Linked DNA regions of Homo sapiens: region 2 is linked to region 1. A link is a loop called in an ENCODE intact Hi-C map of the cell type or tissue named here. Cell type or tissue: heart right ventricle. All regions are shown on one strand. Each heading gives the region's core, and the rest is flanking DNA. Links, peaks and the distances in the headings are about the cores only. Region 1 has its middle 110 kb from the start of SLC22A3. Region 2 overlaps SLC22A2 (solute carrier family 22 member 2).

Region 1 (5,388 bases), core at 84-5,083:
TAATTGAAATTGGAAAGGAACTTATGGGCATATTACTGGAGCATCTGCAGTGCTTAAGTACTTAGCAAAATCTATTCAGCGAAACCACACCACTTAGTTTCTCCCAGGGGTAAAAAAAACCCTTGTGAATCCTGCACACATCCCTTCCTGTGTTGGTGTTTCCTTTAGACTGGCCTAGCCTGGGCATCACTGTAAAGTATGTGCAGTTGGTCTCTGTCCTGTACCCTCTACCTCCTTCCCTGTCGGAAAAGTCACCACTTTAGTCCCTGGCCACCAGCACACCCCAGGAGGGTGAGTGGCCTGAGGTAGTTACGGCACTTAAAACTCCCTTGCTACCGATCTGGAACTCAAGCCCCAAGACATCCCCTTAGATGATCTGAATACGCATTCAGGGACAGATCTAGGCAGTTTCTAAACAACACTTAGACTGGGGTCTAACGTTGACAAATCCTTCTAGAATTTGCCTCTTTGGGACTGAAGTCTAAGGGGCTGAGACCAAGAAGGGAGAGCACAAGACTAACTTTGGTCTCTTGACCTTTTCTTACCTTGCAACTGTCAGTGCCTCCAGCCAAATGCCTAGCACAGAGCTCAGTGGATTTGATTCTTCCATTCAGATACTCATAGCGATTGCACACTTTATTCTCAATCACAAGAAGCTGGGGCTTCCTTGAGAAGGCCAGCCCCAAAGGTACCTGTGTTTAAAAGATGAAAGAAATGGTTGCTGAACCCAAAACATGTTTAGGAGGAAAACCAGAAGAACAGAGCAGTGGCACTGGACCTCCTGTCTGTCCGTGAGGCTGCAGAACACAAGGCAGCTCCCAATGCCGCTGGACTCTCTGACCTTGGAGAGTGTAAACATCATATATGATTCTGTGTTCCTGAGATCTGGGTTTAACGATCTGGGCTTTGTCATGGTGTTTTACGTTCGTTGTTGTTTGTGTACTTTTTGCTTTTCTTTTGAAAGTATGAAAATGATTTTTACAATGTAAAGAGAGTCTGAGAAATGCAATTGCTATTCTTTTTATATACTTTTTCAGATTTTTTATATGCTTCTTTACTACTTACATCATAATGCACAATTTTATATACTGATTTTTTCAATCAATGTATATCATGAGTTTTTAAAATAATGCTACAATCTTCATAACTAATATTTTAATGGGGAGTGACTGCTTAATTGGCATGAGGTTTCCTTTTGAGATGAGGAAAATGTTCTGAAAATATGGTGATGGTTGCACACCATTGTGAATGTACTGAATGCCATTCAGTGGTACCCTGCAAAATAATTAAAATCCTAACTCTTATGTTGTGTATATTTTATTGCAATAAAAAGAATAGTCGTCATTTACTAAGAATTAACCTTTTCAGGCACAAGCTCTTAATGTGGTGTATCTCACTTCATCCTCACAACCGTCCTATGAAACAGGCACTTTTATCATTCCTGTTCTACAGCTGAGGAAACTGAGGTGTAAGGAGGTTGTGTAGTTCAGCTTGAGCCTGGGTCTGCGGAGTCACTGCCCAAATGCTTCCTCCCCGTGCACACTGGCCCCACTCTTGCTTCCAATCTTCCACATGTTTGTTCATAAAGTTCATTCTCGTTTCTTTTCTGAAGTCTAAGTTCCCATAATTATGTTGACATATTTCCATCTCGCGGTAACACTCCCAAATTATTTTCTAAAAGTGTGTGACAGTATAAAATGTTACTGGAAACAATTCTCCTCACCCTTGTGAGTATTCAATTTTTAAAAGATTAGCTAACATAGTAGGTGGAAATTGTCCTGATTCATTTTCTGATTTACACTTCCTTGACAATTAGGGAGAAGAAATACAACTAGGGACAATTCTCCTAGTTGTAGTTTTTCTTTTGTGAAAAACTGCTTTATTTCCTTTGCCAAATTGAAACAGAACATCTGCTAAACTGCCAGAGGGAATGCTGTTTTTCCAGATGGACACGCCAAGGATGTCTCAGTGCTCTCACAAATAATCGTTTTCCAATTTTGCAAGCCCAGCTTTGATTAGAATTTCTCAAAATATTTTGCTTTGCGAGCATGACACAGGCAAAAGCTGAGGCACTCTTTCTTTCTTCCCCCAAAGTGTTGGACTGCACTTAGATCATTGTCTCAGGTTCAGAAAACTGACACTGAATCTGGAGTTTACATGAGCAGCGTAGAAGAGGCTCTTCCCAGAGCCTGGCTCCAGAGCCCAGCTCAGCCCTAGCCGGGAAGGAGCTGCATGGAGGAAGCTCCTCCTGGCTACCAAGCATCGGGCAGGGGGTGCATGACGTGGACTGTGTAGATGGGTGAGGGAGCACCCTTTTCAAAATATTTTGCTGAAAATTAAGTTAGATATCACTGCTCTCAGATCTGCTCTCAGAGCAAGGCAAACATCCTGATCAGGAGGTAAACCCACCACTAGTTGCCAGGAAATTGACGCGGTCTGTGAGTATGTGCTGCCATCCAGTGGCCAATGTAGAGATGGCACCTCTGAGGGCGGGGGGCCACGGGTGACCTTGAGGATTGAAGCCCTCCCTGATTGGGTCCTGGGGAGAGGGCCACAAGATTAGCCCAGTGATTGTGGATGGGGCTGACACGGAAGAGCCCCTTGGCCTCAACACCTACTCTGCATTTGGAATATCCAAGTCAAGGAAGGTCTGGAAACATGAAGGGGAGAGGGGGAGAATTTCGACCTCCCTCTGAGAAGCTGAGAACACCCATTGATCTGATGTCATCAACATATAGAAAATCGATAAACAGATCTGAGTTATGTTTTGTGACTCCTCCTGGTCTAGTTAGTGTTCTGAGAATCATTTTCTCAGTGGACATGTGGGTGAGACCAGAGGAGACAGGGAGCCAGTGCAGGATGGTGGTTAGAAATGTGCAGAAGGGGGTGGGAGAGAGGACACAGCGAGTGGGCTCTGGGGTCAAGGCCCGGTTACACGCCGGTTATGTGATGTTTATTTATGATGATAGTGGTGATAGTGATGGTGATAGTAGTGATAATAGTGATGATGGTGGTGGTGATGATGGTTGTGGTAATGATAATGGTGATGGTGGTGGTGATGGTGATGATGGTGGTGGTAGTGATAATGGCAATGGTGGTGATGGTGATGGTGGTGATGGCGGTGGTAGTGGTAGTAATGATGATGATGGCGGTGGTGATGGTGATGATGGTGATGGTGGTGGAATGGTGGTGATGGTAATGGTAGTAATGATGATGACGGTGGTGGTGATGATGTTGATGGGGAGGATGATGATAAGTGGTGGACGGGGATGACGGCGATGATTAATAACCCTAATCCTCACAATGACCTTATATGTAAGTACAGATGAGAAAGCTGAGGCTAAAAGAGATTAAATAACTGCCCAACGTCACATGGAATATGGGAGAGACAGAACTCACACCCGGATCCTTATGATTTTAGCTTCATGCTTTCATCAGTTGAAGTATTGTAGAGGATCTGTTTGTTTTCTGGCTGCCCAGCAGCCTTTCACCCTACATCCCATAATTCTGGTGAGGGATCTACCTTTTGCTCCCTTCTGGGTATGAATGGGGTCCTGCCTCCACCTTCAGCATGGAACAGCTGATGCAGGTCAGAGCCAATCAGTGACGGGCTCAGGGGCAGGACCATGACCCAATTTCAGTCTCTCAGAGTGGACAGACTATTGTTCATGTAAGGGAGAGAGTGGCCTTTCTTATTCTTTCTCAACAGAGCCAGAGCCACCACAGCATCTGCAGCCACGGGAGTGTCACCTTTGTGCCCCAAATAGTGCCTACTCCATGATTGGGAGGGTCTGGGGTCTGGGGCCTAATGTGAGCCTGAAGACTTTTCAGCTCACTAAGAATTTGCCTTGTTTTGCTTAATCCAATTTGAGTTGGATTTTCTGTCACTTGCAAGAAAGAGTCATGTTAGATTCAACTCTATTCCATATTATTAGTAGGAGCTGCCATGGTGGAGTGCTTAGGATGTGCTCGGCACTTGATGCACTTTCTTATTATTTCCCTGTAACAGCCCTGCAGCCCACATCAGCTAGGAAACAATCAGCGAGAGCTCACGACTTTTCTAAGTCCCGACAGCCCATAGGCGGGAGCCAGGGTTCCAATTCAGGTTTGTCTGTACCACCCTGCACCTTCTCTGAGCCCCAGCTTCCTCAATGGTAAAATGGAAACAACAATACCTAACGCGGAGAGGTTTCTAGTATTTAAATTTTAAAATATGCAAACACCAGGAGCAGCCTGGCACACCCATAGGTGTCCCTCAAGCCAAGTTTCCTTTTATTTGGCCTCACTGCTCCCAGACTAAGCAGTGCAGAAAAAGGGAACAAGAAGTCAAGGAGGTGAGGTTTTAAATATAATAGGAAAGAGACAGAAATAGGGAACCCAGCTTTGAAATTATCTAGGCCAGTGGTTTTTAACGTTTTTTAAAAACCCAAAAGACATTTCATTAAATGAAAGCTTATACAAAAGGCTGATGTGCAAAGCACCATTTGAAAATGCTGGTTTTACAGGGATTAGAGCCAAGTGATACAAAGAGGTAACGTGTGTAGTTCAGGTCTATCTGGCTAGTGGCAGAGTCAGAACGCTTTTCCAGGGCCCCAGACTCCCTACGCCCTCACCTGCACCTCTGAGAAAGCGGAATTGAGACATTAAGAGTTTTAGTTTTCCTACTGCCAAGGGGGTAAGGCTGATGGGTATAATAATTGTCAGAGCATACTGCAAAGAGAAGGAATCCTTAAAATGTAATACAGGTGCTGACACCACATCCTGCACAAGTGTTCCCTATCTTGCTCTCACCCATCAACCAATATCAAATGCCATCCTAGATTTGGGGCCACGGGGCCTGTCTGCCTCTTCCCCAGATGTAGGTCCCCTGCCTAACACCCTCCCACACACGTTAGACATGTGGGTATTTGGGAAGAAGACTAGTTTAACTATAACTTTTGTTGTTATTGTTTTACATCATATTTAGAAACCCAGTCTGGTGAATTTCAAATGAAAAATAATCTAACACCCTTAACTTGAGATCTGGGTCAAAACCCCACTTACCTGGGAAGCAATATGAACGCTGAAATTATGATTAAGAGACTCAGTGACCTCTACTGGCTTTTTGCTTGCTTTTGGTGTAAGGGAAACATACGATCATTTAAAAAAAGATTCTGAAAGCAAAAAAAGAGAGAGACTCAAAGAAATGGCCCCCTCCCCTTGCCCACATCCCTTGAAGACTGATTATGGAGACATAGACAGGTGCCCAGGCAAAGTCAGGAGAGTTGGACAATGTTCATGGATAGGAATTTGTACAAGGATCTCTAAAATGCTCATTTTGTAACATGCACTGTAGGTCAAAAACAATTTGTTATACGGGCAATGGAATTGATCTCACCTTGGGTTTCT
Region 2 (5,388 bases), core at 61-5,060, 230 kb before region 1:
CATCTGAACCTTCAATTTGTGGTAATCTTGCTGGTGGAGGCTCTTGCCTCTATGTTGATGGCTGCTGACTGAGCAAGACAGTGGTTGCTGAAGGTTGAAGTGGCTGTTGAAACTTCTTAAAACAAGAATATGAAGTTTTCAATGTTGATTGACTCTTCTCTTCATGAAAGATTTCTCTATAGCATGCAATGCTATTTCATAGCATTTTACCCACAGTAGAGCTTCTTTAAAAATTGGAGTCAATCCTCTCAAACCCTGATGCTGTTTTGTTAACTAAGTTTATGTAATATTCTAAATCCTTTGTTGTCATTTCAACAATGTTCACAGGATCTCCACCAGGAGTAGATTCCATCTCAAGAAACCACTTTCTAAGCTCATCTGTAAGAAGCAACTCCTCATCTGTTCAAGTTTTATCACGAGGTTGAAGCAATTCAGTCACATCTTCGGGCTCTACTTCTAATTCTAGTTCTTTTGCTATTTCTATTGTATCTGCAGACACTTTTTATGCTGAAGTCTTGAGCTCTTCAAAGTTATCCATGAGGGCTGTAATCAACTTCTTCAAAACTCCCATTAACGTTCATATTTTGACCTCCTCTAATGATCCACAAATGTTCTTAGTGGCATCTACAATGGTGAAAGATTTCCAGAAGGTTTTTCAATGTACTTTGCCTAGAACAATCAGAGGAATTACCATCTACGGTAGCTATAGCCTTATAAAGTATATTTCTTAAATAATAATACTTGAATGTCAAAACTACTCCTTGATCCATGGGCTGCAGAATGGATGTTGTGTTAGCAGGCATTAAAACAACATTAATCTTTAGGTACATCTCCATCAGAGCTCTTGGGTGACCAGGTGTATGTATTGTCAATGAGCAGTAATCTTTTGAAAGCAATCTTCTTTTCTAAGCAGTAGGTCTAAACGGCGGGCTTAAAATAGTCAATAAACCATGCTGTAAACAGATGTACTGTTATCTGTACACAGGCTTTGCTATTCCATGAGCACAAGCAGAGTAGATTTAGCATAATTCTTAGGGACCCTAGGGTTTTCATGGTAAATGAACACTGGCTTCACCTTCTAGTCACCAGCTGCATTCACCCTTCACAAGAGAGTCAACCTGTCCTTCGAGCTTTGAAACCAGACATTGATTTTTTCCTCGCTCTTCATGAAAGTCCTAAATGGCATCTTCTTCCAATAGAAGGCTGTTGTGTCTATATTGAAAATCTGTTGTTTAGTGTGATCACCTTTATCAGTGATCTTTGTTAGATCTGGATAACTTGCTGCAGCTTCTACATCAGCACTTGCTGCTTCATTTTGCACTTTCAAGTTATGGAGATGGCTTCTTTCCTTAAGCCTTATGAACCAAACTTACTAACTTCGAATTTTTCTTCTGCTACTTCTTCACCTGTCTCAGCCTTCATATAATGGAAAAGAGTTAGGGCTTTGTTCTGGGTTAGGCTTTGGCTTAAGGGAATGTTGTGACCGGTTTGATCTTCTATCCAGACCACTCAAGCTTTCTCCATATCAGCAATAAGGCTGTTTCATTTCTCATTTGTAGCATTTTTATACTTCCTTCAAGAACTTTTCCTGTGCATTCTCGACTTGGCTACCTGGTACAAGAGTCCTCACTTTCAGCTTATGCTGGCTTTCAACATGACTTCCTCATTGAGCTTAATCATTTCTGCCTTTTGCTTTACAGTTGAGACTTGCAACGCTTCCTTTCATTTAACACCTAGAGGGCATTGTAGAGCTATTAATTGACCTAATTTCAATATGGTTGTGTCTTGGGCCATAGGAAGGCCCAAGGAGAGGGAGAGAGATGGGGGAATGCTCAGTGTGTGGAACAGTTAGATCACACGCATTTATCAATTAAGTTTGCTGTTTTACACAGCCATGGTTTGTGGTGCCCTAAAACAATTACAATAGCAGTATCAAAGATCACTGATTGCAGATCACCATCACAGATATGATAATAATGGAAAAGTTTAAAATATTGTGAGAATTACCAAAACATGCCACAGTGACATGAAGTGAGCACCTGCTGTTGGAAAAATGCTGCAAATAAACTTGCTTAATGTAGGGTTGCTGTATACCTTCAATCTGTTAAAAAACACAATATCTGCAAAGCACAATAAAATGAAGTGCAATAAAAGAAGGTGCATGGGAAGGGCATGGAAAGCACTGGGTAGAGCTCTTAGTAAATGTTAGCTATTGTTATCCTCATTTTACAGAAAGGAAAACAGGCTTAAGAAGTGAGATAAGGTATTAGGTATAAGTTCACAGGTTATATTTGTAACTAGGACAGGTTTAGTGCCCTTAGGAACCATAACAATTTAATCAGGAACCAATCGACACTTAATTAGTGTCAGGCATATTTTCTTCTTTAATCCAGTGAGTAGGTACTGTTGTCCCCATTTACAGATGAGGAAACTGAGGCTTTGAGGCATTAAGGCAATAAAGCCACACACATGGGAAATGTGACGGCAGGGCTCAGGCTCTACAGGACTTGCTCTTCACCACACATATTACTGCCTGCCTGGCACTGGCGCTGGCTAGAGAAAGAAACTTCAATTAGGCATGCTGTAGAAGGAACTTCAGCATTTATTCCACAAATAATTGGTAAGCTCCTGCTCTGTGTATGCCACGCACTGTGCTGAGTTCCAGTGATACAGCAGTAAACAGGATTTAGACTGTCTTTGACGGGAGGTGCCCATGTGTGTGGGAAGCTGCATGGGGAGAGGGGTACGGGGTGGGAGGTGGTTGGTTTAGATGAAAGGTCTCCAACTCAAATGTCTGCATGCACCAAGCAGATCATACAATGTACCAAAGACAATAGGAAACAGTGGGGACTGTGGCCTCCTGCAGAGGGCATGCCCTTGAGAAAGCCAAGCGATCATTCAGCTCCTACAAATTGCCAACAAGAGGAAATATCTTCTCAGTGTTACCAAATCTTCTGCTTTTTAAAAACAGATCCTGGAAATCCAGTTTATGTGGAATTTCCCACTTTAAAAAAATACTTTGTAGGCCAAAGAAAGCACTGGAGAACTTGGTGGCCTGCAGGCTGCGAGTGTGTGACCTCCGCTCGGATTCAAAGGCCTCTTCCAACTCTAAGACTCAAGTTCTAGGAAAAGCCTCAGACCACTGTGATTTACCAGCATTTTGCCCAAGTACTGAAAATGTTAAACATGAAGGTTTGGTAAAATGAATAAAAATCAGTTGTTTGTGGTATCAGCAGGCCAAAAGTGGAGTAAGAAGAAAATAAATAAAAATATCTAAACATACTGTATAAACAAACTTGTGGGGAGAGTGTCAGATAGGTTTGTCTTTATCTAGAATTTTTTAATGTACTGTTTGAATGGGTTCATATGGTCCAAAATTCAAAATTACAAAAAGGTAAGCATTGAAGTCTCCCTTCTACCTGTATCTCACAGTCACTCAATTCCATAGACAACCAGTGTTACGGTTCTTGTATATTTTTCCAGAGCTACAAGTATTTATATATATGTCTTTCACTATTTTTACACAAATGATAGAATATATACATTTCTATGTTTTGCTTTTTCCCCCATTAGCAATATATCTTGGAGAACTTTCCTTGTCAGCGTATGTGAAATGGCCTCATTCTTTTTAATGGCTGTATAATTTTACAGAATGGCATATCATTTATTTAACTGGTGTTCTAATTCATGGTCATTTAGGTTGTTTCCAACACTTGTTATAAAAAATTGCCTTAATGACTAGTCCTGTACATATATCACTTTGTACACGTAAACTTCTAGAGGTGTAGAGTTACTAGGTTAAAGGATATACATGTTTATAATTTTTATTTAATTTATTTTTATTTTTTTGAGACAAGAGTATTGCTTTGTCGCCCAGGCTGGAGTGCAGTGGCACGATCTCAGCTCACTGCAACCTCTGCCTCCCAGTTTCAAGCAATTCTCCTGCCTCAGCCTCCCCAGTGGCTGGGATTACAGGCGCATACCACCACACCCAGATAATTTTTTTGTACTTTTTTAGTAGAGACGGGGTTTCACCATGTTACCCAGGCTGATCTCGATCTCCTGACCTTGTGATCCACCCGCCTCAGCATCCCAAAGTGCTGGGATTAGAAGCATGAGCCACTGCACCCAGCCCATGTTTGTAATTTTTATACTACTATTGCATTGTCCATTATAGAGGCATCTAATTCCTACCAGCAACACGGGAGACTACATTTCTCCCCATTCTTCCCCAACATAGTGTGTTACCAAGTAATTTTAGTTTTGACAATCCAAGTAGTTATTAGTGCAGTGTTAATTTGAACTTCTCTTACTATGAAGGAAGTTGAGCATATTTTCATATATTTAAGAGCTGTTTTTATTTCCTTTTCATTGAATTATTTGCTCAAATCTGTTATTTTTTTTTTTCTATTAGGTGGTCGCTTTTATGGAATTGTTAGGAAAATTAGCCCAATGTAGAGTAGTAAATATTTTCTTCAAGTTTATAATTTTATTTTTAGCTTATAGTAGTTGTTTAACGCAGAATATTTTATTTTTATGAAAGCAAACATATTGACCTTTCTTCTATGGATTCTGGATTTTTTGGGTCATATTTAGAAAGACCTTCTCCACGTGAAAGTTTAAAGAAATTCTCGTATAATGTCTTTGTAATTTTACTAATTTTTTTGATGCTTTCAAGTCTTTGATTTAGTTTGAATTTATCTCAGTGTATGGTGTGAAGTATAAAGTCAATTTAATTCTTTCCAAATGGCTATAGGGTTGTCTTAAAACCTTTATAGAACAATTCATTTAGAACTTTCAACTGCCTACCTTTGCATATTTTCGGCTTCCTCGATGGTCTCAGGCAAAGCTTTCCCTTTAGTTTCTGGAAGCAACAGCACCAGACCTCCAGCAACCAAGCCAAGCACGCCTGAAAGCCAAACAGATGAATATCACATTAAGAACTGAAAAACTCAAGGTCTATAATTAGAGTTTCCCTTATTTTTGTTTAAAACTTTTTTTTAGCATTTTTCTATACTTATTTACAGATTCCTTTGCCATCTCTGACTGCTGTATTTTCCATTATAAATATTATACCAGTTCCAAACTCCATTGAATTACTATTCCTAATAGGGAAATGAAATACTTAACATTTTGAGTCAAGGTTATTCTAGGGTAGAGGACATTGCCACCATATTAAGATACTTTGGAGTTAGAAAATAACTCTGCAAAAAATTAACTGTATGAAAAGGAGGACTGTAACCCTTCCAGTTTAAATCACTTAGTAAGGAAAATAAGTCAGAAACTTGGATCATTTCTAGCAAATAAAAGTAATGAATTATGTATCTATTACTATGTAAGAGCACTAAAAAGTATAGCCAGGATTTTAGTTAAAATTCAGGTGTTCAT

Evidence for each region. Peaks named below come from ENCODE experiments on the same cell type or tissue, not always from the same donor. Only the 100,000 strongest peaks of a DNase experiment are listed, where the experiment ranks them.
Region 2: a loop joins it to region 1, with 4 times the contacts of the local background. A loop is called at or near these places in 18 of 110 quality-filtered maps.

Annotation. Positions count from the first base shown.
Region 1 is chr6:160,453,679-160,459,066 of GRCh38, forward strand. No RefSeq gene overlaps it. Among named protein-coding and RNA genes, the nearest start is that of SLC22A3, 110 kb to the left of the region's middle. In heart right ventricle, for the core only: CTCF peaks have their summits at 2,454 (motif pointing left) and 2,662; a DNase peak (open chromatin) is centred at 2,453; H3K4me3 peaks cover 856 bases; H3K27ac peaks cover 978 bases.
Region 2 is chr6:160,219,896-160,225,283 of GRCh38, forward strand. SLC22A2 (solute carrier family 22 member 2) reads right to left here. Exons shown (of 11, transcript NM_003058.4): 10 at 4,810-4,909. Among named protein-coding and RNA genes, the nearest start is that of SLC22A2, 36 kb to the right of the region's middle. In heart right ventricle, for the core only: no CTCF peak of the experiment used is centred there; no DNase peak of the experiment used is centred there.